2 separate regions of the Homo sapiens genome follow, and region 2 is linked to region 1. A link is a loop called in an ENCODE intact Hi-C map of the cell type or tissue named here. Cell type or tissue: PC-9. All regions are shown on one strand.

Region 1 (2,500 bases):
TTTGGGCATGCGAGTAAAATCTAGTTGCCAGTCTTCTCCTGGGTAATGGCCTGTTCTTTGTTCTCCTGAAGGAGCTTGGCGATAAGGCAGGGATTATTTCTTTGGCACTCTTTACAGGCCCTGACTATCTGCTTGATAGCTTTGAAAAGGCCTGGTCCAGTAAATAATGATTTGGCCATCTGATGGGTGCTATCAATGCCTAAGTGAAAGGTCTGGTGAAGGGTTTTAAGTAATTTCCATTGGTTAGCTGCAGGCAAAAGTATTTTTCCTTCTGCAGTGGCTAGCCATCCTGAGGGGAGGAAACTATGTCCTCATGAGGTTCCCCATTCTATTTCTTCTGCTGAGAACTGGGGCTTGGTTTCCTGGAGTGGATTACCCCATACTAGGAGTCCTTCTATAAGCTTTTCTAATGGAGGATCCCGCCTTGTGGCTCTTTTGGCTTCAATATCCGCTTGGCGGTTTCCCTCTATTTCCCTTTCCTTTCCTTTCTGATGACCCTGGCAGTGTAAGATTGCCACTCTTTAGGTTTCTGTACAACCAATAATAATCTCCTAATGGCTTCCTGATGTTTGATAGGTGTTCCCTAGGAAGTTAGGAATTCCCTTTCTCTCCATATTGCTGTGTGGGCATGGAGAACTAGGTAAGCATACTTAGAGTTTGTATATATAGTTACCCTTTTTTCTTCTTCTAATTCTAGTGTATAATGGCCCCTGCTTTTGCTAGGATGTCACTCCCTAATAAAGGAATGGGGCTTTCAGTCATAATTAGAAAGGCATGTGAAAAGAGTAAAGTTCCCCATTTACAACTTAGTGGCTGGGAGAACTATCTAGTGACTGCCTGTCCTAGGACCCCTTGGATATTGACAGATCTGGAGGACAGTTGTCTGGGACAGGAGAGTAAGACTGAGAAGGCTGCACCAGTGTCCAGGAGACAGTTAACCTCCTGGCCCTCAATGGTCAAGCATACCTGGGGTTCTGTGAGGGTGATGGCATGGGCTGGCACTTGCCCCGGGCACCCTCAGTCCTGCTGCTGGATCATCTGGTTAGTGGCTTCTGACTCAGAGAACCTTCATCCCCTGAGGCAGTGGGCCTTCCAGTGATTCCCTTGACATAAGGGGCATGGACGAGGGGGTGGCTTATTTCTATTCGGACAATCTTTTTTAAAGTGTCCTTGTAGACCGCACTGGAAGCAAGCCCTATTGGGCATTCGATTTGTCCAGGCTTTCCCTTTTCCGGAGCCTCCAAAGTCCACTTGCCTGAGGGCCATGACTAAAGTGGTGGCCTTTTTTTAATCCAGTTTTGTCTCATTCCACCTGCTCCTCCTGATCTCTATTATAAAAAACTGAAGTTGCCAAGTTCAACAGGGTTTCTAAGTTTTGCTCTGGGCCTAAGGCAGACTTTTGAAGTTTTTTTCTAATGTCTGCAGCTGACTGAGTAATAAACTTATCCTTTAAGATTAGTTGGCCTTCAATACAGTTGGGTGACAGAGAGGTTTGCTTCCTCAATGCCTCCCTTAGTCTCTCAGAAAGGCAGTAGGATTTTCTTCCTTTCTCTATGTTACAATCAACATCATTGAATAATTCATAGGCTTCTTCCTAGTTTTCCTTAGTCCTTCTAGCACGCAAGTTAGCAAATGTCTGCAGCACCAATCTTAATGTTCTGAGTCTGTGTCCCAATGAGGGTCTACACTGGGAACTGCCTGCTGGCCTGTGGGGAATTGTTCTTTTTCTTCTGTTGTCATCCTATCATTGACCTGACTGAGATACCAGAGACTGCCAAACTCCCGGGCTGCAGTTATGGTGGCACTCCTTTAATTTGGGGTTAGTGTCTGATCTAGCAGTAACATTACATCTCTCCATGTCAGATCAAAGGATTGTCCTAGTCCTTGTAAAACATCAATATAGCCATCAGAGTTATCTGAGAATTTGCCTAGGTCTATTTTAATTTGCTTCAGGTCTGAGAGGGAAAAGGGTACATGCACTCTGATTGGGCTGAATTCTCCTCTTCCCACTACCTGGACGGGGCATAATTGGGGAATAATTGGCACTCTTGGGTTCATTGTTTACCCCTTTGTCTATCTCTTTTTGGACTGTTTGTGTTGAAGGGGGTCCTTATTAGTTGGGGAAGGAGCCAGGGGAACGCGGGGCAGGGAGGTAGACTCTGAGGGCTGCCTGTAGGGCATAACTTATACTTTTTACATAATTGTGAGTTGTCTCTTAATGAAAAGAAAGTTTGCACATATGGCACTTCACTCCATTTGCCCTTCTTTCTACAAAAGAGGTCTAGCTGTAAGATGGTGTTATAATTTATACTTCCCTCAGGGGGCCAGGTTTCTCCCCTCTCGAAGAGTATATTGTGGCCAGGTGTTATGCAGAAGAATATAAGCCGCTTCTTTCTTAGCGTCTGAGGGTCAAATTGGTCCCAATTCTCCAGAATACATCTTAGGGGCATTTTTGCCTTGGGGGGAATGTTTCCCATCGCTTTGGAGAAGCCCCATATGG
Region 2 (2,500 bases), 67 kb after region 1:
TAAGGCTTCCTACCATAATATACTACCTGACATTCGATAACATCTTACCTGCTTCTGTTATAGGCTCATTTAGCAAATTAAATCTAATAATTTTGAAGAACAAATTAGCTAATGGTAAATCTATCGTGTTGATGCAAAAACAAAAATAAAGTGTAGTTTTCATATAGTGCTATACACTTTGAAAGGTACTTCCAAAACACTTGAAGAAATGTAAAATGTATATGGTTTGTATTACTATGGTCATGCTATGAGATTTTTTATTTGTTCTTTGTAGAAAGAATGGAAGCTTAATCAGCAGTTCTATATTCTGATTTCATAATAGAAAAACTGGATCTTAATCCAAAATTGTTTTTCTTTAAAATGTAAATATAAAATATGATTTTCCTTTTTTTTTAATTTTCTGACATTAATGCAACACACAGTTGCTTTAGAAAACTTAGGGTATATAGAGAAATACAAAGAAATATCTTCAATTACTCCAAATTTCACAACCCCAAATTTATTAATTTTGAAAGGTATTCTTCTGTAGTAATAACATTAACTATTCTTTAGTCTTTTGCAATAGATATATTCTTCTCTTTTATACCATCTAGTCTCTGCAATTTAAAAATAAAGCAACATTAATTCTACTTTCTATACCTTTGAGGAAAGAGAAATTGTGTAAAGTATTCTTAACTTGTAGTCCAAGTTATTAGATGTATGGTAGTATTGATTTACAAAGTTAAAGGGTAGAGTAGAGACGGATTTAATTTCAGGAGTTCAACAACAACAACAACAAAAATTAAATATGTGCCCAGGCACTGTCTTAGGTGCTGTGAGACAAGATGCTAATTATAGCATGTTCATAATTTTCAAAGACCTGAAAGCCTAAAGAAAGTAGACAGCAAAGGCATAAATACTAACATGTAATTCTGTGCAAACTCTGATATAATATGCATAAAATAAAATGCATACCTGAGACACAAATGAAAGGAGCAAATTTGAAAGGACATAGATCAGTACATCAGGCAAATGGGGCTTGGGAAACACAGTAATAGAGAATTCCAGTGTGATTTTGTAGCATATGCAAAAACACAGACACATAAAGGGGCATATAGTGGAATTTAGGAATTTAGCATGGCTGTTATGTGGATGTGAAGTAGGGTGTGCCCAGACTTGAGGTATATTTTAGGTAAGGTGGGAAATATGAACAAGTGAAGACAGCTGAATGAAGACAGTAACAAATGGTTGGAGGTTGTGGCAAATTATAAAGCATCTGATGCATCACAAAAGGGTGAATCAACAAACCTTTTTACAGAAATATGTGTGGAAGTGCAGAACAAGCAAGGTCTGTAAGGCAAGTAAGGTGTGAAATGCATGTTAAGAGCGGCAAGAATCTCTTGTGGGTTTTAGAAATTCCTTATGGTAGTTCTTACCTCAGGCATACAAGCATGAGCCAGCCCCCTTTTTCATAACTTTCTGGCTATACTCTAACTGGGTCTGACAAGAGTGACTTTATCATAGTATCAGCAACTTTGAAATTCGACACCATGGCTTTAACCTTCAGTCAGGGTTTCCCAACCTCAGCACTACTGCATTTTTGGGCTTTCCACTTCTCTATTGTGGAGGGCTCTCTTGTGCATCGTAGAATATTTAGCAGTCTCCTTAGTGTCTACTTATTAGATTCAAGTAATACCCTTAGCCGCCTTCTCCATTTGTAGTGTTCAAAAGTATCTTCAGACACTGCCAAGTGTTCCCTGGGAGGCAGAAATTGCTTCCCAATTGAGAGCCACTACATTTAATAATCACCCAAGTTCCATGTAATAGAGTTATATGATGAGATTTAGACTATAGAGGAAATTCCAGTTGCAGTATAATTAAGTGTGTGAAGGTGTGGAGAGGATAGAGAGAAGCTGGAGGCAGATGATCTAGCTTAGAAACTATTACAATAGCTTTCTCTATTCCTATGAATAAGGATACTTTGACAAACAATAATGTCAACAAAATAAATATTTGACCTTCTATAAAACCCCAAACTCACAGAATATTAGTCTATTGCCTTCTATTCTGAATATAAATATCTTGCCAATTACATAATATTATTAATTATATGCTGTAGTGCTTAATAACCAGCTCTGATTTAAGCATTTAATATTTTGTGTAACGTCTGTGGCTTTTCTTTTTGTAGACACAGCTATCCTAAATGTGTTGCTTCCTGTTTTCTGCGAGTAACTGTAAGCACTAATGTTTAATTACACTGGAAACAGAATACTGACATTCATAGAAGTGCATCTAAGCTGAGATTGTGGAAATCATAATGAAAGCATATATTATTCCCATCTTGGAGCATTTAGTTCTTTACACCTATTTTTAACAAATACATGGGATCAGCTATGTAAGAAGCACAATGTTACACTCTTAAGACATGATAGGGAGCAATAGTGACCTTCCTGCCCTCATGAGCTTGAAGTTCAATGGAAGGATCAAACATTAGTCAAATAACCATACAGTATAAGTAAGA

Evidence for each region. Hi-C counts contacts between places; a loop is a spot of excess contacts. Peaks named below come from ENCODE experiments on the same cell type or tissue, not always from the same donor. Only the 100,000 strongest peaks of a DNase experiment are listed, where the experiment ranks them.
Region 2: it touches region 1 in a loop (8-fold over the local background); 1 of 110 quality-filtered maps calls a loop at or near these places.

The regions. Positions count from the first base shown.
Region 1 is chr12:84,794,486-84,796,985 of GRCh38, reverse strand. No RefSeq gene overlaps it. Among named protein-coding and RNA genes, the nearest start is that of SLC6A15, 120 kb to the left of the region's middle. In PC-9, no CTCF peak of the experiment used is centred here; no DNase peak of the experiment used is centred here.
Region 2 is chr12:84,727,107-84,729,606 of GRCh38, reverse strand. No RefSeq gene overlaps it. Among named protein-coding and RNA genes, the nearest start is that of SLC6A15, 180 kb to the left of the region's middle. In PC-9, no CTCF peak of the experiment used is centred here; a DNase peak (open chromatin) is centred at 1,416.